Regions from separate parts of the Mus musculus genome. Here all the other regions are linked to region 7. Evidence: chromatin loops called from intact Hi-C (ENCODE). Cell type or tissue: heart. All regions are shown on one strand. Region 1 has its middle 58 kb from the start of Gm29684. Region 2 overlaps Gm29684 (predicted gene, 29684). Region 3 overlaps Cradd (CASP2 and RIPK1 domain containing adaptor with death domain). Region 4 has its middle 42 kb from the start of Gm29684. Region 5 has its middle 25 kb from the start of Mrpl42. Region 6 overlaps Cradd (CASP2 and RIPK1 domain containing adaptor with death domain). Region 7 holds the start of Socs2 (suppressor of cytokine signaling 2).

Evidence for each region. A loop is a pair of places that touch in the nucleus more often than their neighbours do. Peaks named below come from ENCODE experiments on the same cell type or tissue, not always from the same donor. Only the 100,000 strongest peaks of a DNase experiment are listed, where the experiment ranks them.
Region 1: a loop joins it to region 7, with 6 times the contacts of the local background. A loop is called at or near these places in 16 of 42 quality-filtered maps.
Region 2: it touches region 7 in a loop (4-fold over the local background); 5 of 42 quality-filtered maps call a loop at or near these places.
Region 3: a loop joins it to region 7, with 4 times the contacts of the local background. A loop is called at or near these places in 4 of 42 quality-filtered maps.
Region 4: it touches region 7 in a loop (5-fold over the local background); 20 of 42 quality-filtered maps call a loop at or near these places.
Region 5: a loop joins it to region 7, with 7 times the contacts of the local background. A loop is called at or near these places in 16 of 42 quality-filtered maps.
Region 6: it touches region 7 in a loop (6-fold over the local background); 6 of 42 quality-filtered maps call a loop at or near these places.

What each region holds. Positions count from the first base shown.
Region 1 is chr10:95,086,133-95,090,132 of GRCm38, reverse strand. No RefSeq gene overlaps it. Among named protein-coding and RNA genes, the nearest start is that of Gm29684, 58 kb to the left of the region's middle. In heart, a CTCF peak has its summit at 1,813; no DNase peak of the experiment used is centred here; H3K27me3 peaks cover 588 bases.
Region 2 is chr10:95,141,256-95,145,255 of GRCm38, reverse strand. Gm29684 (predicted gene, 29684) reads left to right here. Exons shown (of 4, transcript NR_131146.1): 2 at 207-251. Among named protein-coding and RNA genes, the nearest start is that of Gm29684, 2.6 kb to the left of the region's middle. In heart, no CTCF peak of the experiment used is centred here; DNase peaks (open chromatin) are centred at 325, 2,195 and 3,995; H3K27ac peaks cover 3,858 bases.
Region 3 is chr10:95,190,117-95,194,116 of GRCm38, reverse strand. All of the region lies in intron 2 of Cradd (CASP2 and RIPK1 domain containing adaptor with death domain), which reads left to right. Among named protein-coding and RNA genes, the nearest start is that of Gm29684, 46 kb to the right of the region's middle. In heart, no CTCF peak of the experiment used is centred here; DNase peaks (open chromatin) are centred at 2,026 and 2,656; H3K27ac peaks cover 924 bases.
Region 4 is chr10:95,102,322-95,106,321 of GRCm38, reverse strand. No RefSeq gene overlaps it. Among named protein-coding and RNA genes, the nearest start is that of Gm29684, 42 kb to the left of the region's middle. In heart, a CTCF peak has its summit at 2,287 (motif pointing left); a DNase peak (open chromatin) is centred at 3,141.
Region 5 is chr10:95,474,562-95,478,561 of GRCm38, reverse strand. It overlaps the pseudogene Gm3619. Among named protein-coding and RNA genes, the nearest start is that of Mrpl42, 25 kb to the left of the region's middle. In heart, CTCF peaks have their summits at 2,194 and 2,396 (motif pointing right); a DNase peak (open chromatin) is centred at 2,421; H3K27me3 peaks cover 371 bases.
Region 6 is chr10:95,216,592-95,220,591 of GRCm38, reverse strand. All of the region lies in intron 2 of Cradd (CASP2 and RIPK1 domain containing adaptor with death domain), which reads left to right. Among named protein-coding and RNA genes, the nearest start is that of Gm29684, 73 kb to the right of the region's middle. In heart, a CTCF peak has its summit at 2,449 (motif pointing left); DNase peaks (open chromatin) are centred at 1,701 and 2,451; H3K27ac peaks cover 306 bases.
Region 7 is chr10:95,416,080-95,420,079 of GRCm38, reverse strand. It overlaps Socs2 (suppressor of cytokine signaling 2), which reads left to right and starts at 3,223. Exons shown (of 3, transcript NM_007706.4): 1 at 3,223-3,462. It overlaps 5730420D15Rik (RIKEN cDNA 5730420D15 gene), which reads right to left and starts at 2,705. Exons shown (of 5, transcript NR_045339.1): 1 at 2,401-2,705. In heart, CTCF peaks have their summits at 1,788 and 1,991; DNase peaks (open chromatin) are centred at 1,989, 3,119 and 3,769; H3K4me3 peaks cover 1,914 bases; H3K27ac peaks cover 1,783 bases.

The DNA of each region.
Region 1 (4,000 bases), 330 kb after region 7:
CCTCATCGGCTGCCTCTCACAGGAGAGAAGTATGTGCTCTGGAGCCCAACACTAGATTTCCATAGAGGCCATACTCTGTCCTAAGCAGGGATCGAGCCCAGTAAGAATGAGACAGCCTATCCTAGGAGACAGAGGACTCCTCTGATGTCTGCCTTTGGCCTGAGACTTCCCATCAGTCTTGGCAAACCTCTGCTGGATTGTACAGTAGTCTATAATGCTCCTGTCTGGTGTTTCTCCCCGATTGGCTTCTTGGGGTTGCGGTTTGACTGTGCTTACTTATTAAAGTTTGCCCTGGCATCTGTTTTTCAAATGCCCCAGATGAGCACCATGAACAAGCCCTGCTGAAATCCCAACACAACAGAGAAGTAGACTCAAGGTGGGGTTCTAGAAAACCAGAGAGCTGATAGTTACCCAGGCATGATCAGTGAAGGAGTGGGATGCAGGGTTTCCCCACGTTAGACAAGGAGCAACAGCAGGGAGCATTTTCTGGAATCTAGAGGCTTGGGGAATGGATTGCTTTATAGGAGTTAGAGAGTTTCCATAAGGATTGTAGTGAAGTGGAAACGTAAGAGTTCTTCGGAAAGTCGGTTGGATGGTGTTTTGCTGGGGCAAACATGTGAAGGAATGTTTAGCTGAAGTGGACACATGAAAAAGAACGTTCTGCTAAAGCAAGAAGGTGAAAGGACATATGATGAAGGATTCCTCACTAGCAAAGCATGTATTGGTCCACCTTCCTTTGTGTAGTTGAGCTGCATTTGTCAAGACTCCATAGAGAGAAACATGCCGAAAAACTTTGGGTGGTGTGCTGCAGTTTCTTGCCAATTCCAAGGACTTGGGCTGATTGGCAGAGTGGTGTCAGCTGAGACAGACACATGTGCTGAGGCGAGACCTGTGGAGGACACATATTTGCAGGGAGTATAAAAAGGACTCAATGGACAGTGATGGAGGCTGAGCTAGGCTTGCTTATAGAGCTAGCTGTGCAATGCTTGTTGGTCTTGTGTCTCCACTGTCTTCACTGATCTTCACTTTGCTGAGAGAGGCACAGCCAAGAACTTCTGCCATCCCTCCTACTGACTTGTGCCAAGGCTGAGGCCTGGCTGTCTCTGCTAGGTCATGCCACCGCTGCTGATTCCTGTTTGCTAACTCTAACTTTACTGAACTGGTCTGCTGGTGTCTCAGTTAAAGTGCCTGTGAGTGGATCAGGCTGCTGTAGCTAACCTGTGAACAGAACTGTCAATTTCCAGACGACACAGATGGGAGTTGCTCCAAAGAACCCCTCTAAACAGGTCCACTGCCTTTGTATCCTTTCTTTTCCACTGCCTATGGTGGGTTGGTGGGTTGAAAGGGAGGTTAAAGCATTTAATAACCATCATTAAAAATAGACTTTGAAAAAATTAGAGTTATACGGTAACCATAGGCAGGTTCCCAGGTAACAGGAACTCAGCACTCTAAATTCACTAGTCTGCCCCCACCCAATCCGAAGCTTACTGGTGTTGAACTCAATTGGAAACCGAGGGGTTTGTGGGCATGTTGAAAGCTCGTGTGTGTCCCACACAGGGAGGATGAGAGTGGCAGGACTGAGAGGAGATGTCTCCAGACAAAAGCCAGAAACCAGCTTTGGTGTGGTGGCAGCGAGCCTTCTGCCTAGGTTTGCCAGAAGCAACAATCCTAAAAGAAAATAGCAAGTCAGCAAACCAACGAGCAGTTTCCTTCCAAGGATCTGCTGCTTCAGGGCCGAAGCGCGTCTGTCAGCCATGGTTACACTGAGCCCTCTGCATCTCTTAGCCTCAAACTCCCCCAAGTGGCAGCTTCATCCTCCAGCTAGTCCACCTGATCCCTTCTGAGTGCTGTACTCGGCGTAGTCAGAGACAGGACAGCCATCTGTCCTGTCAGGCTTCACGCAGGAGGGAGAAAACCTCTCCAGAACATCTCGGAAGATTCTTATTAACAGCCATGGTTGTGAGAAGAGAATGCTGAACAAGCCCTGGGTTCTGCTGGAAAGGGAGGAGCCTGCTACACATTCCCCCCTTTCTTTCTTGGCGGAATCTTTTTATGAAGTCCAGGCTGGCTCTGAGTGTACCCTGCCTTCTCTGTGCTGGTTTAGAGGCATATGCACCCTACCCCACCCACTTCATTTAACTTCAAACTACAAACTGAGTTAGCTCCCTGATGCATACGTCGGATTACTACATCATTCTTCTCTTCGTAGAACCCTGCCACCCTGGCATACAGTCAGTACCATTGTTCTGGAACCCCAGTGAGACACCCCAGTCTCCCTCCTCTGCCGACTCCCTATCTGTCTTTATAATACACAGTCACGCCCTTCCCACGGCCGTTCACTTTGTGGGTTCTTTCATGACCTTGGTATGGAGAGCCCTGCATCATTGGCCTTCCTCAGCTTGTTGTAGGAAATACCACATGCATGTGACATCCCGGGAGCCTTCCCATGGCCTGCTGTGTGCTCCATGACAGCTTGTGTTTGTCTGTAGGGCTTCTGTGAATCCCAATAACCTGTCTTCTAAATAGTCTCTCCTGGTTTCTAGGATGGAAGGAGGAGCCTGTACTTATTGAAGGCATGGCTGGAAGCCTGGGTCAGCACTCAGCTTCTAGCAATCAGGCAGCCTGGGATGGACTCTTCTTGGCTTTGTTGTTGTTTTCTAGTGACCCTAGGCAAGTTATTTAACTCCCCTGCGTATCTGTGTCCCCACGCGTCAGTAGGAACCTAATATTAACAACCTAATGGGATTTATGATGAACGTCAAGCAAGGTGACTTATGTAAAGTACTTAGCAGAGCGCCTGGTACAGGGTCATTGCACAGTGAGTATTTGCAGACTGAATGGTGATGAGATAAAATATGTTTAAACAGAACTGAGTCTTTTCCACTATTCTGGAGTGCCACATTATGCCCTAATATACTTGCCCGGATAGAGGTCTGTCAAGGCCAATCTTTTCTATGTGACTGGGAAGGGGAAAAACGTAGCTGTCTGCTGATCTCCTAGCACCGTTACCAACTGTGATGCTGCTCAGATCTGCCACTACAGATTGAGCCTCTCAACTGTGCCAGCAATTAACCAATACTTACTAAGCAGAAAGGCAGGTTTGAGAGCAAGGGACTCGCTTCCTGCCACACACACTTCAGTCTCATCCATTAGTCAGCATATAAACAGCAAATACATTAGCCTTCAAAAGAACCTCGGAGGATGGGTGGCACTTACTCAAGAGGAACAGGAAGAAAGAAAGATTACCCAGATAATGGGAAGAAAAGAGAAGTGGGAGCTCAATCAATAGAGGAGGGCAGTGTGGGCACATCGGTGAGTGGCAGCAGAGTCTTGCAAGAAGAAAGTCTTGGATAGCTTCCTTAAAAAAAAAAAAAAAAGGTGAACTACCTTAAATTAATGTTTTGTCACAGAAGTATAGAACCAGGAAGGAATTTTAAATCCTCTTGTTTGAAGAAACTGGAGCTCAGAAAGGGAGTTTTGACCAAAGTCACCTCATTGGTCGACACCCCCAGATTTCTCTTGCCTTAGGCTGTACATTTCCTTTACTAAAGCGGCTCTTGAAGAGTTTAGACTATTCGGCTTCTTAAAGCGACACTGAGGTAGCTTATTAGGAAAGTTTCGTCATGGGTGGGGAGGAGAGAGAATAATGGGTGTGGAGAACAGGGACTGAGAAGGGAGGAGGTCGCTGGGAGGAAAGTCGTCAGCCTCTTCTAATGCTCCCTTCCTTCTGTAGAGAGCCTAAGCCATATATTCATACTGAAGGGTGAATGACGCCAAGCCATTCTCAAATGGTGTCTGCTAGGAAGGGTGTGTGGTCATAAGGACAAGCTTATGAAGACCTCTCTCTAATCCCATCTGCCTCAGTGTCATGCCATAACTTCAGGAAAACTCCCCTACCAAGGGAACCACCCAGAACATTCTAAAGGGACGATTCTTAAGATATTTGGGGACAGGTGCCACACCATGACCCTCGTCTCATGCCTCAGTTATTCAGGCTAAA
Region 2 (4,000 bases), 270 kb after region 7:
AAGTTTTACTTAAATGATTTACATTAAAATATTATTTGATTCCTGAATTGATTTGGCACCCCAGGCTGTATCTCCTTTGTCTCTTTGTCTCACTCTACCGGCCCTACAGCAAGAAACTACTGAGAGGCCAGCCTGTGCAAGCTGGCCACAGTGCTCCCAGCTGCCTGCCTTCTCTGACTCTTGTGCTCACTGTTCTGTTCCCCCAGGTCTTCCAGGAAGCCTGACTGATCAGAATGGCCCAGAGAGAACAGGTGAGTACCCAAGTGGGTACAGGGACAAGACACCCTTGCTTGCTTTTTTGCCAGAGGGGTCAATGATGCTACAGTAGACTGGCTCTTGCCCTACTGCTTTGAGTGAATTAGCATAACGAAGCTCTTTTCTGGGAAGGGGACTCTTCAGGACCTAACTTCCATGGATCCCCCCTCATCAGCCTTTAGGGAAACAGAAGGAACATTTTGATCAAGGTTTTTCTTAGAAAAGCCCTCCGTGGACCTGTTATGGGAAATGAAGCTGGTTTTGTTTTCTTTGATTAATCACAGTGCCCTGTTTCCAAAAGCAAATGTGGCCTTGCGTCCTCCTAGGCACAGGCTGTGCTGTGAAGGAGAGGGCTTGAAGCTGTCCCCAGGACCCACGCAGCCTTGTTTTCTTCATCCTGTACGCTCTGCGGAGTTCAGGTTACTCCCTTTTTTCCTTTGTGATTTCTGCCCAGTAGAACCAGATCTTTAAAGATTTCTTTACAGTTCCTTGAAAGCTGGAGTGGAGAAGCCAGCTGTGAATTATATAACAGCAAGGTCATTTTTTAAAGCAACAGTGGCTTCCTATATAGGCAAGGGGTATTTCCCAGCCAGTTTCTAAGTATAAAGAAAAGCCTATGAATTTTGTGAAGAAAAATCAAGGAGATTCTATCTACGGTCCCACCCCTACTGTCCTCTCTCACTACTTTGGTCAGGAAAAGATAATTCCTAAGATGATGGTGGGGGGGGGTGGTTGGGGGGGCGTGTATGGGGAGGGCGGGATGGGGATGGGGAGTGTGGGTGCAAGTGGTTATGACAAGATGACCAAAACAACTACTAAAGCAACCAAAAGCCTCCCAAAGCCTTTTTGAAGAAAGACGGGGGTGGGGGTGGGGATTTTGTTCTCTTTCTTCAGGTGGACAGAGAGCCATTATTCTTGTTCAAAGTCACAATAAAAGCAGAGAAGAGGGGGAGAAAGCTGTCTAAAGTATATCTTTGTTTTCACTTAAGAGTCAGGGAGCTTTATAAATAGCCAGCCTGGCTTTTTCTTTCAGGGGAGCCCCACGCTTCAATTTAAGCTCTGCAGAAGCCTCAGCTGCTTTCCTTTCTTTGTCTGTAGACTAAACATCCCTCCGAAGTGCAGCCCCCTCTCTGGCATCACCCAGGGGCCCTGCTCCTTGACTCTAGATAGTGATTTTTCAATGAAGGGCAATTTTGCCTTCTAAGAGGACATTCTGCAACATCTGGTGTGTGTGTGTGTGTGTGTGTGTGTGTCTGTCTGTCTGTCTGTCTGTCTGTCTGTGTCCTGTCTCCAAAAGCAAACATGGATTGTCAGAAGGAGCATAGCTTATGCAGTGAAGGACAGTGCTTGAAGCACAGTCCCCAGTATCCTCTCAGCCCTGTCATCAGAGACCTGCTCTTCAGCCTGCACCTTCCAGGTAGTTCAGGTTAGTCTTTTTTTCTTTGTGTTTTTCTGCCAGTAGGAACATGCTGCCAGCATGTTAGTAGAAGTAGACTAGGGATGCTTACATATGACCCCCAACACACAAATGGATTGTTGAAAATGCATGTAGTGCTGACCCTGAGAAACCTCGGTCCACACCATGCCAGGAAATCGAGTGGAAACTCTCAGCTTTGAGGATTGCTAAGAATCAGGCTGCCTTGCAGCAGGCTTGGCCTCTCTCCAACGGCTGCTGTGAGAGAGTCAAAGCTGCTGTAGGAAATGCCCTCTGGCTGTGGTCAAGGGTCCCCCGTGGAGTTGACTATGGGGACACACAGCAAGCACATCGTCTGGACCTGGTGTTTTATAATTTATAGTCACAGGGCGCCTGTCTCCATTTAGCAGCAAGCCACCTGGCAACTGTCCTGCCAGGGAGGAAGCAGTTATGCAGAGGCCTACAGCCCCAGTCAGCTGACAGCCCGTGGTATATGGAGATGGGAGTGCTCAGAGGCACCTGGAAATAGACCCGACATAGATGGCTGAGCACGAGGTACCCCTTCAGACCCATCCGTCAGCAGCAGGCCCTGCCAGAGGATGGCCTATTGAACATTTCCAGGAATAGCACCAGGAGCCTGTCAACTGCTTTCTTGGAAATACACTCAATAAGGATGGCTGTCCTCCAGCCGGCAGAGCAGAAAGCCTGGCCTGGACCAGAAATGGCAGCTCCTGGAGGCAGCCTTCCTTAGGACCTTGAGAATGGGGCATCTGTTCTTTTGGGCTGCTTGTGGAACTTCCATCAGTTGCTGGAGTCACTCAGGGTGGAAAGGGACGTTGAGATGGCCTGCAGAGGCTCCAGGTCCAGCTTCCTTCAGACAGCTTGGTGCCCTTCACACGCATAAAAATATCAACAGGCAGGAAGGTGACAGGTTAGATGACAAGCTCTTGTCAGCAGTGAGAATTCACATCGCCTGGCAGTGAACACCTACACACCTTCTCTTATAAATTTCACCCCTAAGGACACCCAAAGGAGCTCCAGAAAGGGGGTTCTTTCTTTAAAGCCCCCATCTTCCAGTCATTCTGAGAATATATCAAATATATAGCAAAAATGAAAGAAAAAGCTTACAATTTAATTGACTCACTCCTACTATATGCAAATCAACCTTTTCTTTCAGGGAGGCCTGATGTGTCTGTTGGCATTTGGCTAACCTGGAACCTCCCTTGACCTTTGGTTCAGGAAGGGCACATGTGGTGTGGTTGGACTCAAAGAGCTCCTACAGACCCAGGCATGGGTGTCCTGCATGAACAAGAGACCCCAAACTCTCTGGAACATTCAGGAAATATTGTTCAATCCTATTTTTTTTTCAATCCTATCTTTTGAATTGTGAGAGAATTATAAAGTTTATCATAGAGCATTTTATCTTGAAGGGCTACAAGAAAACATTTGATGCCTACACAGAGCCACCATGAGCTGGGGATCACAGTGCCAGATACTGAAATTAGACTTGTTTTAGATAAACAAGAAATTGCTTTTTGACGCATGTCCCAAATATTTGCCATTTAGTCCAAACTCAGATGAACTGGGCATTGTTTGTTTTGTTAAATCTGGCCATCCATTTGGGGAGGAAGAGTGGGCTACTTATTAAGTTATGATGGGAAACATAAAGAAAAAAAGTTAATAGAAAAACATTTCAGGCAATCAAGGAGGAAGGAGAAGGGTATTGAGAGAGAGGGAAAAAGAGAGAGAGACTGGAAAGAAGCAGAGACAGGCAGAGTGAGAGAAATAGAGCACTGAGGAGAGAGAGATGGGGAGGAGAGTCTCTGTGGAGGATATGAAGGATCTGGGAAATGATGTCTGCACAGGGTGCCATCTCCCTGGGATGTGCTCATGGGTTGGCTAGCCCCTGCTCCTGCATCTTCTGATGTACTTGTCTGGCAAAACTCACAGTGGCTGCCAGAGAGACATGAGTCTCCAAGCTGCAACTGCACCATTTATATCCATATTACCACAGATTGGGTTGTTCAAGATACTGACCTCCTGAAATGGAGTCCTACAAATCAGACCAGGCCTGAATGGCACCCCCGAACCCAATAAAAAGTGAGTTCCCCTACCACACGGAGACTCATAAGCAGAGCCTCTCTCTGTCTGAGCTGGTCTCTGTTTTACCCATAAGGAAAGGGACTTTGAGTGGCAGTTCCCTTCTTAGCCCTGATCTGTATTTCTCTACTAAAGCCTGCCTATTCTTAAATCACTGGAGTCGTTTCTACGGTGGCCCCATTTAAGAGTTCCCAGATATTTGTCTGAGTCATCTGCTGGGTGGAGCTTCTC
Region 3 (4,000 bases), 230 kb after region 7:
GCTGTTTCCTGGAAACCCTCCCTGGAGTCCATGGCCATATTCACTCTCGTCCCCCAGCCCCCAGCCCTTCCTCCCCCCACGCTCACCCCCACTTCACCTCTGGGCTGCAGTCAGGACACGCCCCTTTCTCATGCTTCCAGCGATTGATTGTGCAGAACATGAAACCAAAAGCAGATGGGACAAATGTAGATCGGCTGTTGTTCTCCATCTCTGTAATTTCCTAAGTCTGATAGCGTGTTAATCTCCTAACCATACAAGCTGCTTCTGTGCTCCTTGGGACGTCTACACAGAAATATTGCCAGGAAACACACTAAAAGAATATGACGGGATTTTCCATTTTGTTTCTCCCTTCTCCTCCTCTTCATCCTCCTCCTCCTCTTCCTTTTTACCTTCTTCAAGTACCATGCTGTTGGAGCAGGAAATTAAATGCACTACTTTGAAGTTTGTACTTTTCAGAGTTTCTGTTAACTGATCTCTGTGGATCTGACCATGCTTCCCAACTCACAGTGGGGTTACATCTTGGCAAAGCCAATCTAACCTGAAAATATCCTAGGTCACAAATGCATTTCAATGTACCTACCCTATTGAGCACTGTAGCTCAGAAGCACAATAAGAGGGTTGGGTATCTCTGGGGTTGGGTAGTATGGCCGGTAGCTAGCTGGCCAGGAGCTGCAGCCTACAGCCGCTGCCCAGCCTCTCAAGAGAAAAACATACGACAGATACCAAGAAAAGGTCCAAACCCTAAATCTGAAATATACTTTCTACTGAATAGATCTCATTCTGCTTCATTATCAGGTGAGGGAACCTCAGAAGCCAGGGGCCATCGGTGTGACATCAACACCGAAGGATGATGGTTTGGATGATGTAATAGCTAAATCCAAGATCCAGCCCCTGGCGAATGGTCTTCCTAAAAGCAGTCACTCTAGAAGTAGAGTATTTGTTTACCAAACAGAGGTTGTGTTGGCTGGGTCCACATCTTATGCAGACGGGGAATGCCACTGACCGGTAGAGGATAGAAGATGCTATGGAACGAGTGGAGCATGCTGGGAAGAGGGTATGGAGCATTATAGTGTCTCTTTAGACCCACTCCTCTCTTGGTCAGTCACTGGTCACATTGCCTCTCCAAACAGATATTACCAGGCATGCCTTCACAAGGGGCTTATCCTAAATCAATCCTGAAAAAAAAAAATTCAGGTTTCTGTTGTCATCTGTGAAAGTGTAGCTACCCCTGCCCAGTCTCACAGGACCTATAGAATCCTGTTTCTCTGGAGGAATCTATAGCTGCATGAATTAAGGAAGTATATAAGGATCATCTTGTCCCTCCAGGTCACATAATGTTCTGCCCAGAGGATTCAGGTTGATGGCTCAGTGGGAGTGTCCGAGAAGCTTCACAATTAGAGAATTGCAGTCAGACTAGTCTGAAATGACTTCCTGGTCATATTCTCATTCTCTCACTCTCTCTCACTCTCCCTCCCTCTCCCCCTCTCCCCCCTCTCCCTCTCCCCCTCTCCCCCCTCTCCCTCTCCCCCTCTCCCCCCCTCTCCCTCTCCCTCTTTCTCCCTCCCTCCCCCTCCCTCTTTCTCCCTCTCTCTCCCCTTCCCTCTCTCTCTCTCTCTTGGGATTTGTTGACTACATTCACCTCATCAGCATCTTAGCAGGCTATCTGAAAGAACCCAGACCTTCAGCCAGACAGAACTGGATTTAAATCAGTCTCAGTCTCAGACACTTACTAGTTAGTGTTTGGGACATGTCATTCAGTGTCCCCTAATACTACAACCTCCTTTTTTTGAGTCGATGCTACCCATCTTGTGGTAGTGACTCGGAAGGCACAAGTATTTCCTTGTCTCCTCCAATCCTTGTTTTCAAATGATACAAACAGAGAACACGCTTGTGTCAGACCTCTCTGGAACCCGAAGGCACTGTACTAGGAAATGTTCCTAAGCCTGGAGCACAGCAGTTGCTTTATTAGTCATACAGGCATGAAGGAAATTACTTCATCTTGCTTTCCTTCCGTTATCTACCCAGTAGCTAGGAGGGACATGTGGGGCTGGCTAGCCTAGGATAAGAGGAGACAGTGCTGGGCCATAAGGACCTGTTTCACACAGCTCTTTCTCAACCCCATCCTGGGAGCAGAAAAGGCCACAGTACCAGACAGAATGACCAGTGCTAGGATGCCAGGGATCCCAACCACAGAGGAGGAGGAGGAAGAGGAGGAAAGGAGGAGGAGAAGAAGAGGAGGAGGAGGAAGCGGTGGCTTATCAGTACCGAGTTGGGCATATCAGTACTAAGTTCCCTCTGCTTTCTCCTGCCCGCCTCCTTCATGGTCTTGTTTGTTTGTTTGTTTGTTTGTTTCCAATTAATAAGAGCCTGGGCTGTTGGGAATGAGTAAGCATGCCAAGCAGCCTTGGAACCTGACAAGAAGTTACAGAACTCTCCTTTCATCTTATTTCTGCCTGCAAGATGCCCAGGTTAAAGGCACAACCTTCATCAGCAGGACCTGTTGTACTTAGAGGCTTGCAGGACACCTGCCTCCCATGAAGCGTTTCAGCTACATACTTTGTACCCAAGGACCACCTGTGCCTCCCGTCCTTAATTCAGAGTCGTCTTCCTTACGCCAAGGATGAGGCAACAGTCAATTTGGTGGAAAGATCTCTGTAATAGGAAACGAATAAAACTATCAATGCTAAATAAAATAGACCACTGTGAAACTTGGGTTAGATCCCACAGGGAAGCGTATGTGTGATTAACTGCGTTATGTAACAAGACCGCCTTTAATAGCTGGCATGGTTCTTTTTGTTGTTCTAAGGGAAAAGTGGCCAAGGCTGAAGCCAGAGCACATGATATTATTTGAAAGTGCTGCAGCCTCTGGAAATGCTCCTCCGAGGGGTATCCAGAATCAGGGTTCTCACTTGATTTATGGTTGTTCTAAAGGTTTAATACCTTTTATATTTTCACAACTATACCCTTTGCTTCCAGAAGCCTCTGGCTATGTTTCTGCTGCTTTGAATCCCATACCTTATTTACCCATTCAAGAGGGATATTTTAGAACTGTGCAAAAACGAAGGTTCTATAGTATTTGATTTTGAGCAATCCCATGGATGAAAGGGTTGAGACTGTACGGCAGGGCACACAGCCTTTACCCAGCCACTTGCGAGAACCCAGCAGAGGTGGTCACTGGACAGAATAGTTTTAATGTGTCAGCCCCTTCTATCGGCCACAGTGCTGGCTCTGAGGCTCCTCAGCCCTCACAGCTCTCTCTGTTAGGTGTGGCTGGCAGGGAAGGCCAAGATTAAGCCAGGGCAGATTCCCAGCCCATCAAATCAGAAACAGAAGGGCATTGGAAGTTGTGCTAGCACAATCTACAAAATCAGCTGGATGGGAATTACACTCAGCAATGAAGACTGTGATGGAGCCAGGGTGGAGCATCATGGGAGAGTCTGGGAAAGAGGCTCCAACACAATACAGGGTTGGGGACAAGGCGGAAGCGATAAGTGTCTGAACGCTTTCAAGGAAACAAGGCCAGCTTCTTTGAAGAGGACTTGGCACGAAACACACCATGTAAAGTTTGATACGCGATGCTGGAGACGGTGCACATACCTATAACTCATCACAAGAGGAGCCAGAGTTCAGAGTTGGCCTCAGCTACAAAGCAGGGCCGAGGTCAGCTGAGACTCTATGAGGCCCTGTCTCGAAACACGAGAGTGGATTGGCAGGCTTTGCCACACACGTACACCATCTCCACAGTCAGGATAATGATAGAGCTACCATCTTGAAACTTTTCTCATGGCCCTTTATAATTCCTTCCCATTTCCCTGGGCCCGGGAAAACATGGGTTTGCTCTCTGTTGTCATTGGTGATTTTCATTTCCGGCATTCACCTAAATGCGTTCTGTACTTCCCCTCCTCCCCTCCTCCTTTCTGGCTTCTTTCATTCAGCGTAATTATTGTGAGACTCATTCAGGTTGAAGTATGTATAGTATTTCATTCATTTGACTAGACAG
Region 4 (4,000 bases), 310 kb after region 7:
GAAAGGAAGAAGACGCCAAATTATGAGTTGAGGTCTCCTTGAGTAACTGGCTGGGACCTAAAATACATATGTTAGGGCAAGATGCCCAGAGATCTCACGTGGTGACTGCTGGAGTGAGATGAACCATGAGTCTAGAAACATTTCAGTTCTGACAGAACACAAAGATCTTACCTAAAACAAACAAATAAAACCTCAATGCATGGCAATGAGCAGAGATTCTATAGGACTAAATGTGAGGAGTTAGCAGTGCCTGCGTCCAGATACAAACGTTTATCTAGCACCCTGTCATAACTATGTTAATTATTCATTATTGTTACATTATTGAACAACAATTCATTATTGTTGTTGTTGTTGAGTAGTATATATACTACTGTGTGTGTATGTGTGTATATATATATGGACATATATATATATATATAGTATATATACTACTATATATACTACTGTAGAAAGTGCTCATCAATATCTCTTATACATGAATGAATGAATGAATGAATGAATAAGCTAAATGATTTTGTACATTAGGAAATTAAAGTCAAAACCACTGTGTTTTGCATTCTGCAGAATGGATACACAAAGTTGGCCTTAAGTAATAGCTCCCTTCCAGAGACCGTAAACATGGAATCTCCTAGAGATTGAAAACTATTATTCTACATGTAATTATAAACCAAATGGCATTTAATTTATCTTTCTTCCTGGCTGGGGTGCTACACATTATAAAAATTTCCAGAAAAGGAATGGCGGGCAGGAGCAAAGTTTCCTTTGATGTCGTAATGGCTGATGTTGACTGTCAACTTGAGGGGATGCGGAGTAACCACAGGAACACCTGCCTCATCTGTGTACATTCCTGTGTGCAACAACCGCAGGAATAGCTGCTAGGTCTGTCTGTGTGGAAGCATCTAGATGGAGTTAATTGGAGTAAGAAGAACCACCCTAAACTTGGATGGCACCACTCCAGAGCTAAGGGTCCTGAATTGAGTAAGAAAGGGAGAGTGTCTCCACTGGGCTGTGGACCTGGCTTGGTGGCTAAGAAGACATACTGCTCTTGTAGGTCCTAAAATTAGAATTGGGCTGCTCACAACCACCTGTGAGTCCAGCTGCAAGGAATCCAAATCCTCTGATCCCTCTCCCCCTCCCCCTCCCTCTCCCTCCTTCTTCCCCCTCCCCTCTCTCTCTCATACACACACATAAACACGGTGGGGGGGGGGGTTCTCAATTAAAAGTAAAATCCTTTTTAAAAAGAGGAGAGACTAAAGTTTCTACTCTCTGATTTTAGATGCAGTGTGACCAGCTGACACAAAGCTCCTACTTAAACAGTGAGCCAGAATCAACTTTTTCTTCCTTTGGTCGTTGGCTTTCATCTGGCATTCTAGCCCAGCAACAATCAAAGGAATTAATGCAAATATTACCTTTCAAATGTTTGAGATCTACTTCTCAACCCTGCCTTCCCAGAAGTCAATGGCCCACAGGAGTGAGTCTGTCTTCTTGTGGGGAATAAGAAAGGGAAGCTGGCCCTTCAGAGTTTGTGCCTTTGTATGCACCTGTAATGTTGCAAAAGTAATCACCGTTGCTTAAAAGACCTCCACTGTTTGCTAAGTACTATGGTAAGTTCTTGGCTTTCAATTCATTTACTCCTCACTGCAGCCTTTAAAGTACCCTGATATTCCTCTCTCTCATGGGATGGAAAACCTGGGATCAGGGTTAAGTTACTTGCTTATGAGTCACATACTGAACATGATTCAAGCAGGACTCTACCCTAAACCTCTCCTCTGGGACTCTTCAACCCATGGGCCTCATGAGAGCATTTCTTTTCTGACATATAAGGCAATTGCTTCTCATTTTAAATTTCTTGAAAGTACTCTATGTCTTGGATAACTTTAGTTTTTTGCTTTCTTTTAAATTTTATTTAATTTTTATGTTATACAAAATGAAAAAAAATAGGGGGTTGGAGAGATGGCTCATGAATTGAGACCACTTATTACTTTTCTAGAAGATCTGAGTCTGGTTCCCAGCACCCAAGTCAGGGCAGCTCACAACTGCTTATGACTCCAGCTCCAAAGGATCTGACATCTCTGTCCTCCTCAGGCATCCAAATTCATGTCCATATGCCTACATGTACATACATCACACAATCTAAAATAATAAAAACATATTCTTAAGAGTAAATGATTAAATCCACCCCATCCCCCCAATATTTCCTCTCAATTTGCTTTTTTTTTTTCAACCACCAAATCTACTGTGTTTTATGTCTTCTGTGTTTTATGAGCATGAGTGTGGGGCCATCTACTGGAGCATGGATAGTTGCTCAGAGGCCACATCTCTGAAGCAAACTGACTCTCCTGCCTCCAGCAGTCATGGATTCCCATAGCTCCTCACCTAAGGGTGGAATTTGGTGACTTTCTCCACCATTTGTACTGTGATCTTGTCTGGCTTGATTTGAATGGGTCTCATGCATGCATGCTGTCATAGCTGCTGGGAGCCCATGTGCATAACTGACCTCTCCTGTTTCCCAAATTCTGTTTCACTGCAGTCACCAACTGTCTCTGGCTCTTACAGTCTCTCCACCCAACCCTTCCTCAATGATCCCTGAGCCTCATGGAGAGGGGAGCAGTATTAATATCTTGTTTAGGCTTGATGACTTTAATCATGCATATTTTTATTAATACCACTAAGGGCTTTCTCCCTTTTGAAACACGGTCCTTCTGCCATGAAATTGAGAAGAGTGAGTCTGCATAATAGTTTTACTGGAGGCCTTGCAAATTGTGGGATTTGGGTAGGATGCAGAACTTAAGACCCACATTACTGTAGACTACATGATGTCATAAACTGGAAGACATAAACTCATACATTTATAGATTAAGCCTGCTGTCTACACTTACATACCTTCTCATGGTTTTCTCCCTCAATTTGGGACCTTAAAAATTCACAACTCGTAGTGAGCATCCATCATCAGTAGATGACCTAAAGAATGCTCAAAATGCTACTTCTGCCTCCGTTTCCGGGGGTAGGGCGAGGTAATTTTACCTTTCTGAGTTTCCCCAGCCTCTTGGGTGGTGCATCCTGAGGCTCCAGATGTCTTTCTTGGCTTCAAGGACGTTTGGTCTTCACTATCAACCCATCCCCCAAATTATATAAACCTGAACCATGCTGGCTGACCTCTTGATATCACAGCTCAACCACAGCTGGAGACTACAAAACATTTTGCAGTTACTCTTACTAGTGGATTACATAATAGACACATCCTATCTCAGCTACTTGAATGGGGAATAGAGTCCTTCCTTGTTCTGGCTGTTGGCACTGCTTTTTTGCTGTAATCTTTTGATTTTTTGATAGAGATATGCTGGCAGTCAGTATGTTCATATTTTTCCAATGGAAGTCAAGTGTGATCATTTAGTGCTCCTCAAATATGGGTTGTTCTGTACTCAGCTGGAATTGCCATAAGAGTTTATTTAACTTCTGCAGAATTCAGATATTGTTCAACTCTAGCCACAGCCAAGGTTCTGGCTTTCACTTTAGTTACTCTCTGACTGTCCCCTTTGGAGACCCCTGGCTGCCCTTCCCATTCATCTATAAAGATTGACTGCCAAAACTCTGTGGCATTTTAGGGATTCTTTTTTCAATTTCTCTAAGCTTATTGTTAATCTATTATGTGGTCCATCTCATTGACCCTCTTTAACCCGATGATGGTCGTTTCTAAAGCTGTGTCTTACTGGAAGCTTTTAGGGCTTCTCATTTGATAGAGAAGTTTCAGGCTTGGTACTGTAGTCTTTCCCTCATAAATCCCCCTGATCTATTTCCCTTTGTCTCAATGACCTTCTCAGCTGACATCACCTTTGGGCTGGTTGCCTTGAGAAACGGGAGAGATTGGGTATGACAGCACTAAGCAAGCATCCTTAAGGCATGGCGAGTTCTAAAGTAACCGAATCTCAAGGCTGGGTGGGTACCTGGATATTGGTTAGTCCTAGATCCCTCCCCACACAAGAATTTGTTCTTGAATATT
Region 5 (4,000 bases), 58 kb before region 7:
ATGTGTGTTCCTGGTTCCTGTGGAGGCCAGAAGAAGGCATAGATCTGGGTCTAGAGTTGCCAACAGTTGTGAGCTGCCATGTGGGTGCTGGGAATCGAACCTGGGTCCTCTGGAAGAGCAGCCAGTGCTCTTCTGCTGAGCCAGCTCTCCAGACGCCCATGTATCATCAGACTTGGCAGCAGGCCCTTCCAGAGAGTTGGTAAATGTTCTATCACACTAATGTTAAAACGTTTGTCTGAATGTTATAAAATTGAGTGAAGATAATTTCTTTTTCAAAATCGATGCCTAACCAAATGTGCATAGTGAAGGCGATGCAACTGGACAGTCAGGAAGCCAAGTGCAATGTAAAGAATAGCTAATAAGTTGATTTTCCAGCTGAGCAGAGCGGCTTGGCTCTGCACCCTCAATGCCTTCTTCCGGAATTACATCAAGTTCAGAAGCTGTGTCTTGAAGATATGACTCCAGGACCACAGTACTTTTCCCAGAAGGTCTCTTAGTAATACCAAGTAGAATATGCTGTGGAAGCCATTGGACATGCAGGCACCTGTTTGGGAATTCTAGCCAATGATGGAGTTTTGCTTGCAGTAGAAGAGGTGTAACAGCCACAAGCTTCTTGATGGAGTCGGTTGGGGTTTTTTGTTTGTTTGTTTGTTTGTTTTCTGGAAAGTTGATAAACTTAATGAGGACATGGCTTGCAGCGTGGCAGGCACAACACCTGATGCTAAGGTCCTGACTAATTCATTGCTCAGAGGTATTTATTCCAGTAACAGGAGCCAATTCCACGTGCGCAGTTGTTTACAGCACTGTGCTATCACAGAGGCGCATGCGCAGTTTGGAGGGAAGTGTCCGGTTGCTGTTTCCTTGCTGTGTATTGGCTGGGGTAAGCACCATGGCTTTCAGGTCTGTTAAGAGTGACCCAAGCGCATGAGCATTGGAGACAGCAGTGCCCGAGCTGTGTCAGTGTTGAAACCAGACTACAACGCAGGAGAAAGGACTCTGAAGTCGACATTCGCTCTAGCTGTCAAGATGATAAAAAAATAAGACAATAGATGTTGGTAAACTGTCAGCTGAAGAAGTAGAAATGGCCACCCTAAGGAGAGAATGGAATGGCCGTGAGCATGGTCCTCAGGCAAAGGAAGTGGAACAGTTGACCAAAAACCAAGAAGAGGTAGAAGGGAAATCTCAGCAGGAGAAGGAGAGGGAATGGAAAGGAGAAATAGACAAAATCGTGGATTTTATAACTCCCGAGAGGCACCAATTCTGTTAGAAGCCGTCCTGGCCTTTCACTCCGGAAAGGTTTTCTTGTTTTTTCTTTTTTAAGTTGCCCATCAGGGAATTAGGCCATTAATACTGAATCGGATCCTTGTCTGTCCAGTTGGGTGCTTTATTGTAATGATGGACATCTTTATAAACATCTTAATCTTAATACATAACTTTTTGGAATAAAACTTAGACTGACAAAAACAGAATAGTGAACAAAAGAGAAGAAGGTTAGCAATAATTGACAGTAATGTGAACCTCTTGCCCAATGGGAGCACTTAGGTTCTCTCTCTTTTTTTTATTGCATCAAAGAAAGTAAGTCTGATACAAGCTTGTCAGATATACCAACTTTGCTCCTAACTTTAAAACACTATTAGTCTTTTTCAAATTTATACCGAACAAAGCTATTTATATTGAAAAAAATTTATATTGACTTATCTGAACAAAGCTATTTCTATTGAAAAAAATTATATTGACTTATAATAAAAGTTTTACAAAGATCAAGATAAGTTATGAGCATGAAAGAACAAGGCTTGTAAGTAAAATTAAATAATTAAAAAGTGTTTCTGTGAGTCCAGAGTTGACCAATGTGGAACTCTAGAAGGCCAAACGCAGTCCTGTGTGAGTACTTTAGCAAATTAGACTTTAATGTATTGAAAATATAGATTAATGTAGTTCCTGAATTATGTCTTTTTTTGTTTGTTTGTTTGTTTTTGTTTTTTTTTTTCGAGACAGGGTTTCTCTGTGTAGCCCTGGCTATCCTGGAACTCACTCTGTAGACCAGGTTGGCCTTGAACTCAGAAATCCGTCTGCCTCTGTCTCCTGTGTGCTGGGATTAAAGGCGTGCGCCACCACGCCCGGCTCCGAATTATGTCTTTCATGTGTTGCTGATTTTGAGTTTTCTAAACAAATAGTAACCCATCACAGTCTTACTTCCTCTGTATCTTCCTATCTCTTCCATGGCTGAGACAAAACTATTACCTTCCTCACTACCCTTCTATGAAAAACCACTTACAGGTTTTAGTGGCCATTTACAATTACATGTGAGGGATGCTACTTTAAAAGCAGCCCTAGGAAGAGCCGGAGAGGCTGTGTTGCCTTAACCTGCGGAACACATTCTCGACGAAACCGCCAGAGGGCACTGTGACACAGCATTCAGCCTGAACCGCTTACCCTGTGGTTGTGACTTTGAAATGCCAGAATGGCAGAGAATTTGAACATTGCTACTTGAGAAAGGGTGGTTTGATAATGTCATTGCCGGAAGTCGTTCTACTCGTCTATCATTAAGTATTTATACAACAGCTGGTTGTGAGAAGATCTGCTTTCTAGCTGGCCAACTCAAACATCCTTAAGATCAGTGCTACTTGCTAAATATCGGCCGTGCTACTTATATTTTTCTAATGACATTCCCAACTGTGGATGTTTTTCACTATCATTTTTTTTAATTAAGTTTAGGTAGAAAACCTTGACTTACTCAAAGATAACATTGTTAACTGTTTTTGTACTTTCATATATAAAAATAAATCTTTTATGTATATTTAAAGACATCAGATTTCTTTTTGTTAGAAAATATGTTTTTTTTTAAAGATTTTTCTTTTAATGTGTATGGATGCTTTCGTTGCAGGTGTGTCTTAGTAACATGTGGGTGTCTGGTGCCCTTGTATCTCCTGGGACTGTAGTTACAGACAGCTGGGAACTGACTGACATGTGGTGCTGGGAATTGAACTCAGGTCCCCTGGGAGAGCAGCCAGTGCTCTTGACTACTGAGCCATCTCTCCAGCCCTTGTACTTTCTTTTTTGTTTTTAATTTTAAATGGTGTGTGTTTGTTTGTCTCTCGTCTCTCCACATGTGTCTGTCTGTGTATATGTTTGTCTGTCTGTCTGTCTCTCCGTGTGTGTGTGTGTGTGTGTGTGTGTGTGTGTGTGTGTGTGTGTTCTGTTGGGGACTGATCTCAGGGCTTTCTTTATACATGTCAGGCAAGCACTGTGCCTCTGAATTGCCTCCTCACAAGGGCTAAGGGTTTTGTGACTCCTTCTTTTGGTCCCACAAACTCCTGCCTTCCTAAGAAGCTAACAACTCTAGTCCCAGTCAGCAGAGGTAAGAGAACCCATTAGTTAAGACTCTTGATTTCCAGGGCCAAGAAGCCCATCCATCCACAGTAGAGTCCAGCAATGGGAGTCTGTTGGAGGAGGATCACAGGACTGTAGGAAAGTGAAGCTGGACCATGGGGAGACGTCAGCTGAGGACTTGGTTCCTGCCAGTAGGCTTGCTTTTCATCTTTTGTGGTTGTTGTTGTTGTAAACATTTATTCAATGTATGAAGAGGGTGTTCAATTCTCTCTTTCTACCACATGGGATCTGGATATTGAACTTGGCCGGCTTGACGGCAATCTCTTATACCTCCTGAAGTGTTTGGTAGTTCCCCGACTCCTGGTCTGTGTGTGTATGTGTGTGTGTGTGTTCATGCATACCCTGGTGTGGTGTGAAAGACAGAAGACAAACTTGGGGAGTTAAGTTTCAAGGCCTGAACTCAGGTCATCAGGCTTATACAGCAAGCACTTTTACCCATCAACCAGTTGACGTGCCCATTGTTAAGCTGCTTGCCTCCTCCTCCTCCCCCTCCCCCTTCCTCCTCGTTTTCTTGTTGTTGTCGTCGTCATCGTCCTCGTTGTTTTTGAGATGAGGTCTCATAGCTCTAGCAGGCCTAGAACTTACTGTGTAGGCCAGGCTGGCCTCTGTT
Region 6 (4,000 bases), 200 kb after region 7:
AAACACTGGAAGGAGCATAGTACACTACTCTGCTTCTATTTTTAGAAAGATGAGACCTCGGGCTGGAGAGATGGCTCAGTGGTTAAGAACACTGACTGTTCTTCCAGAGGTCCTGAGTTCAATTCCCAGCAACCACATGGTGGCTCACAATCATCTGTAATGGGAGGGATCCGATGCCCTGTTTCGGTGTGTCTGAAGAGATCAACAGTATACTCGCATACATAAAATAAATAAATCTTTAAAAGAAAAAAAAAAAAAAAGAAAGATGAGTCCTCTATTGAAAATATACATGCCCAGACACCTTTGAAAGTTATTTTCAATTGGCAAATTATTCTGGGTGCTTTCTCCATGAGAAGGAGTTTTAAAATGTGTATTTGTTAAGCTTAGCGTTGTTAGGAGTAATGAGGCTACATCTCACAAGTATAAGTGGGATGTGCTCTGCTAGTCCTGCAAGTAACTAAGATGACTCTGTTATCTGATTTTCATTTTCTTTAACATCAAATTGAAAATAAAAACTGTGTCCACTCCAGCAGGTCCTGAATGTGAGTCGCCCCTAGCTATAAATGGCCCACTATGTGATCTCTATTTTCCTCAGCTTATTGGTTCCTTGACTGGCGGGCTAGATCTCAAAGAGATAAGGCTTTCTGGGCTCAAGTTGCTCACTGCAGTCACATGACTTGTCTGAAACCAGAGTTCTCACCGTCCACGGTGGACTTGTTGTTGTTGTTGTTGTTTTGTTTTGATTTATATTGGTCACTCATTGCAAGCCAGAGTTATCTGGGAAGGGAAACCCAGATTAAGAAAATGCCTCCAGCCGCGCATGGTGGCGCACACCTTTAATCCCAGCACTCGGGAGGCAAAGGCAGGAGGATTTCTGAGTTTAAGGCCAGCCTGGTCTACAAAGTGAGTTCCAGGACAGCCAGGGCTATACAGAGAAACCCTGTCTCGAGAAACCCTGTCTCGAGAAACCCAAAAAAAAAAAAAAAAAAAAAAGAAGAAGAAGAAAGAAAGAAAGAAAGAAAGAAAGAAAGAAAGAGAAAATGCCTCTATCAGATTAACCTGTGGGAAAGTCCGTGGGTCATTTTCTTGATTAATGGTTGATGTGGGAGGGCCCAGGTGACTATGGGTGGTGACACCCCTGGGCAGGTGGTCCTGGGCAAGCCAGTAAGCCGGATTCCTTTCTGACCTCTGCTTCAGTTCCTGCCTCTAGGTTCCTACCTAGAGTCCCTGCCCTGGCTTCCCTCAGTGATGAAAGTATCCTGAGAACCGAAAGGTGAAACGGGCCTTTCCTCCTCACTGTGTCTCGTCACACTGACGGCAACCTGAGAAAATAAGGACATTGTTTTACTCTCAGCATCGTGTGTGGAGTCAGAGGAGGCAGGACATGTGAGGACACTGAGAACCATGGGAACTGGGCCTTGTCATTGACCCCATGAGACTGAAGACTCGCTTTCCTGCAGCCTCCCTTCACAGCGGAGGCCACGGCTCTCCACTCCTTCCTTCTGTGGCTTCCTTGTATGTCAGAGACCACGGTGGCCATTCCTTTTTATTTTTCTACCCAGCCCCTGTTGTCCAATCCCTGTGTCAACAGAGAGTGTCCTTTCTTCCCAGAAGTGCCTCAGTACTTTTCCAGGAAGCTGCGTGTTCCCTCCAAGCCGAAGCTGAGCAATGCCTGGCGTGGTCATTTGTTTTCAGAGTCGCTGGCTTGTCACTAGAGTCAGCTAGAAAGTGCGAGGTGCCTGCTCAGGCCAAGGCCAGCACTGCTTTCCCCAGACTCACTGAGTGTGCGCAGCCTCGATACAGCAGGCCCTACGCTAGTCAGAAAGAATTGGAAAATGGGTGAGGCCGGTTACTTGTTGGTAATTTGAGACAGAAAGAACTGATTGGCTTGGGAAATTATAGAAAATGACTAAGGCACACAGCCAAAATTAAAATATCAAGTACACATTTTACTTTAAAAAAAAAAGGTTTTAAACTTTAAAGTATACCACCAGTTCCTAGGGATAAGGATGGAGGTCGGTGGGAGGGAGGAGGGAGACTGAGAGGCCAGCCTGAGCTGGTCAGAGGAGCTCCGTGGATTACCTCGTGTCCTTGCTAGCTCCCAGCTGGAAAACAGCATTGGATTGCCCACATTATGTCAGATGCCTCGGTGAACTTGGCTAAAACTCTGTATCTTCAGCATTCTAGACAGGAAGGAATTTTGTAGGAGAGATGTTTATAGAAAATAATACTGTAGAAAGACAAAGCCAAGATAGTCCAAGTTATTATATTGTCGTTGTCGTCGTCGTTGTTGTTGTTATTGTTATCTCTTTCACAAATCCCGTGTGGGGCTTTCTAAGTAGAGATCTTACAGTAAATAAAAGTAGTCGGAACTGTTTGGAAGGAACACCCTGAGCCTGAGCCTGCGCCGCTTCCTGTCTCCCCCACCGCTCTGTGGCTCTGCCCTCTACTGGAGTTTTCTTTGAAGAGTCATAAGCAGCTGGAGATGGATGCTGCCCGAGCGAAGGATGTTGTGGAAGCTGACCCAAGGCCACAGAGTTGTAGCCCATTTGAGGAACACTTTACGACTGCGGCTCCTGTAGAGCTCCTCTGGTTAGACAGTGCGCAGGATCCCTCCCAGGAACCAATGGCACTCCTGTCTCCTCCTCATCTCCCAGAAGCAAAGAGGTCAGCTCGAAGTACAGCTCCGCCAGGCGTGGCCTAAATACTGTGTGGGGGTTCACTTTGGCTCATCTGGAATTTCATGCTACCATATCCTGACTTCGAGTCTCTGCTTCTTTGGAAATAGTGAGGGCTTCACCCATTCTTTTTCTAGTTATTCAGAAAAATGAAATCTGTGGTTTAGTTCACCAACTGTCTTTTAGTCAAGAGATACTTGTGCCAGAAAAAAATCAAAGTACTTGAAGTTTGAAAAAGCAATGTGGTTTGTCAGGCTTAGTCACTATCTTTAACTTTACCCTGACCATATTGGCTCTTAGGTTCCAAATTTTGGCTAGAAGTGAATTTCTTATGATAAGAATGATATCCTGAATGGAAAGAGGTCAATTAACAGTAATTATTATCAGCAGCTCCTCAAATAAAAAGCATTGAATACATTCTATGTACATTCATGCACACACCCTCACTAGTCCTACAAATAACTGATCATAGCTTTCCTCTTCCGCCACTTCCTCCTCCTCCTCCTCCTCCTCCTCCTCCTCCCCCATCTCTGTCTTTATTCAAACATGGGGATCCCAGCTACCATAGGAACTTTTTGGAGAGGACTTATAAAATACAATGTTATATGAATAGATTTTCGTCGTTATGGAAACTAATATGGAAATCCTCCGAAAACTAAAACAATGTGGCCCCACTATTGGGAAATGAAATAGGTGGGTTGAGCAGATGTCTGCATTCACAGTGTCATTCTGAATAGCCAAGAGATGAAACTGACTTTAGAGACTGTCAGATGAATGGATAAAGGATGCACATACACACATTGTTAAGAGATGTAAGCCAGGCACAGAAAGATGACTGTCTCATGATTCCGCTAATATGTGAAATAGAGATCATAGAAGCCAGAGTAGAATGGTGGATACTGGGGGCCAGGAAGAGGGCTATGCTGGGAAGATACTGGTCCAACGATACAAAGTTTCTGAGAGACAAGAGGACACAGCATGGTGTTTAATAGTTAACAATGCAACATTTATTTTAAAACTTCAGAGAACAGACTTCAAATGTTAACACCACAAAACTATAAGTATGTGAGGTGATATTCAATGAATACATTTATTAGACTATAGTATTTTCTTGTAATTCTATTGTTATTTTATATTAATAATAAAAATTAATATTATGTTATTTCAAAATAGAAAGAGAGAGGAAAGTAATGCTGGTAGTTTTTTCTGTCTCAAGGCTAACTTCAGAAACAAATGAGACTTTCACTCAGACTGGTTGAATTTCTTCACTTATCTTTGTTTCTCTGCGTTAATTTGTAATAGTTTGAGATTCTGATAAGAAG
Region 7 (4,000 bases):
AACCCACACACAAAAAAACTAGATTAAGAATGTCAGATTTAAAAATCCACCCCTATTCTGCTACCCTCAAATACTTGATTTGCTTTCTCTATATTCCCTCCTGGTTTTGCCCACTGGTACACATAATTGCACAATGCCGTTCTACCCTATTTGCTTGCCAGGAACTCATAGACATTTCCTAAGTGGCTCCTACAGTGCTCAAAGAGGATTTGAAAGGCTGACAAAATGTAGGGCATGGAATAGGCTAGAAAGAAAAGTTGAAAAATCCTAAATAGCTTGGTGACCTACGGTAAGCTGTGTGCCTACCGTAATCTTTGTGGCCAGTGACTCCTTGTTTAGGAGACTGAACTTTGAGATGAATGAGGGCAAGCCACCTTGCACTCAGTCAGGGAGAGATTCTAGAAAAAGAGGGTCTGTGCAAAGGCCCAGGAGGGAGAAAAAAACAAACAAACAACAACAAAAAAAAACACATGCTATGGTTTGAATGGAAAAATATCCCATGAAGGCTTATGTATTTGAGTCACTTCTTAGCTGGTAGCACTCACTTTTGAAGGCTGTAAAGCCTTCAATCTGTGGGTCCTACCCCTTTGGCAAACCTTGATCTCCAAAGTTACATAAGCACAGGCACACACTTCCACTTCCTCTGAGGTTTTCTACCAAGAAAGGATCAACCATTCATAAAATGTTGGTCCTAGTGAACCCTGCACATTGTAGAGGCTTAAAAAGTTTAATTTGGGCCTCCAACTCACTACACAGGAACTCCAGCGGGATCCGCCTGTCCGTTCATGCTAACCTTTCACCGACATCTTGTTTTTAAGTTTACAGAAAACGTTAGGGACCTAAAGAAGGTCATTACATTACAGTACATTACAGTACAACAGAAGTTACAAAGTAGCAATGAGGGGCTTGGGGATTTAGCTCAGTGCTAGAGCGCTTGCCTAGCAAGTGCAAGACCCTAGGTTCGGTCCTCAGCTCTGAAAAATCAAAACAAAACAAAACAAAGTAGCAATGATAATAATTTTATGGTTGAGGGGTCACCATGATATGAGGAACTGTATTAAACGGTCGCTGCATTAGGGAGGATGAGGACCACTGTGGGGCTCAGCTGAAGGAAGTGAGTTGCTGGTGTAGGGCACCGGAGTGCTAGATGTAAACCGGTTTCCTGTCTCCCTTCTAAGGCTGACTGCACCACTAATTCCTGCCTCCCGTGGAGGGTGCTTTCCAGGCTCCAAGCCTTCCTGCCATGTTGGAATGTGTCCTGTGAACCATGAACCGAGATCAATCTTTCCTCCCTTCCATCACCTCTGCCAGGTGGTTTGGTCATAGTACTCAGTAGAGTAAGGAGGCTGGAAGATTTACTACACCTGACAAAGAAAAATTAATCTGTATGATCTCAAAAAAAAAAAAAAAAAAAACACCACCACCAACAACAAAAAAACCAACAAAAAACCAAAACCCTTTAGGAGTGCAGAAGCACAGGCACACACTTCCACTTCCTCTGAGGTTTTCTACCAAGAAAGGATCAACCATTCATAAAACGTTGGTCTTAGTTATCCCTGCACATTGTAGAGGCTTAAAAAGTTTAACTTGGGCCTCCAACTCACTACACAGAACTCCAGAGGGATCCGCCTGTCCGTTCATGCTAACCTTTCACCGACATCTTGTTTTTAAGTTTACAGAAAACGTTAGGGACCTAAAGAAGGTAAGCATCCTGCTAAGTTACTCCCTGGCTTTACACAGGCTTTCTAAAACTTGAGTAAGAGGCATCCTTCCCATCAAAGATTCCAGGAAAACAGCCTCCCCCCTCCGCGGCCACACATACGAATCTATCGCTGACAAAGCCCCTGTAAGCTGGCTTATGTCCTCCCCTCGCGTTCACCATTCTGTAAGTGCATAGAATTATTTAAGAGGAAAAAAATTACTGTGGATAAAAATTGGTTCGGGGCCTTGGAATTGGCCGGTCGTGTTGTGTTTCCTTCCAGGGCCGGCAGGCGGGGCACCAGGCAAGGCTTGGAAGCCGCGCCTCTCTCAACCTCTCCTGGCCACCCTTGCCCAACTTCCCCATAGACACAGCTTCAACTAAAAGTGGCCATTGACCTTTCAAGCTTTTGAGCAGTGGGGCAACAGAACAGTATTTCAAAGAAAAATGGTTATCGAAATTTCGAATCCGGTTTTCCCATGAGTGTTTTTTTTTTGTTTTTGTTTTTCTGTTAAAAAAAAAAAAAGTAGGTCACATTCAAAGTGGGTCACGTTTCAGGAGCCGGCGTGCCTGGATGCCGGCGCGGAGGCTAGGTGGCCTCTTACAGAGTGGGAGGTGAGGGTCCCAATAGGAAAGAAGTACTGGGATCAATACGAACTCCGGGTCCCTGGCTTTGCAAGGATTCACAGAGACAAACGCACCAGGCCTGTGACCCCGCACCCCACCCGGGCACAGGTAAGGGCACCTCCTCTGTAGGGTGGCCAGGGTGGGTCTCCCGAAGGGCAAGCAGGAGTTGAGCTGAGGAGGAAAGGAGAAGCTGGGCAAGGCTGATGCAGGGGACTACCAGTTGGAGCTCCAGGGGGGAGGGATTGAGGGCAGTCTGCGCAGCTTTAAGGAGGCGCTCAGCTCGTCTCTTTCCTGGCCTTCTAGGATGCTGGCGGAGGGGACAGTCTCTGGTTCGCTTCCCGAGGTGCCCGGGAGTGGTAGTCGACCTGGGCAGTGGCGTGCTAGCTCTAGCTCTGTGTGTGTCTTAGAGAGGGAGGGACGGACATCTGAGCCCCGCCCCCTTCCCGCACGCTGGTCCTGCATCCCACATGGAGGAGAGGAGGGTCGCGTCTGGCAGGCGCACAGCGGGGTGGATGGCTGGCCTAAAGGTTCCCTCCTACGTGGAGGGCTGGGGAGAAGAGGGGCTGCTATTCGCGGGACCGAGGTGCTCAGCTGTTGCAGACACAGGGGCAGGTACTGGTGGCTTAATAGGCATTGGCTGGGGACTTCTCCTTGTTCCCGAGCACCCCGAGGTGCAGGGTCAGAGGAGGGCGGAGTCGCAGGCTTCCACCCCGCAGCCACCAGCACCAGCACCCGCACCGGCTCTCTCCACCCGGCTCCCTTGAAGCCTGCGCATTAGCGGCCGGGGCCTCTTTAAAGCGCTGGCGGGGGCTGCGGTCACGTGAGGCGGATTCCTGGAAAGTTCCTGGAAAGCGGCCTCCGCCGCGGCCGGGCGGGGCGCGAGGGGCGGGAGGCGGGGAGCGAGGGAGGCGCGTCGGGCTGGGAAGTCGCGCGCACACTCGGCTCCGGGGACAGACGGTTAACTCTTGCCAAGTCTCGCCGCCTCTGCGGCTCCCGGGCCTTGGGCTTCCCCCCTGAAGCATGAGCCTTTCCTCCCGCAGCCGCCAACGCTGCGCGGGTCTCGGACAGTGCGCGCCGGGACTCCAGGCGCGCGCCCTCAAGATCCCTTGTGCCCGGAGCCCGGAAGCTTGCGGCAGGTACCGCTCGCGAAGCCCGAAGGTTCCGCCCGGGGGGACAGTGGCCGGGAGGGCGGCGGGGTGCGAGCACGGGGGCGGCGGCGGACCGCCTGGGCGTCCGCAGTTTAGGGCGCCCCGGGAGAGTTCAAGTCGGGGCTCTGCCCCATCCGGACTCAACTGCCTCCTCTCTCCCGGGTTCCTTCTCGGTCTCGGGAAATTTTCCGAGCACCCCCACCCCCCAACAACTGCTACCCAAATTTATAATCCTAATAACCTGATCTCCCGCTCCTCCCCGCCAGCCTCCGCCCTTGCTCCCCCACCCCACCCCTTCTCTTTCTCCCATCTCCTCCGCTTCAACTGGAGGGAAACCCGGCACTGGCGAGCAGGGGTGTCAGCCTGGGGCGGAGAGGGGGGGGGGAAGCTAGGCGACGATCCCTGGGATTTTTGTCTGCCTTTGGCGCAGAAAAACTCGGTTGCTTTTACTGAGCGCAGAGCCGATTGCATCCCCAGGCATCTCCTTCCACAAATAAACGTCACCCGGGGAACTCAGACGGACACC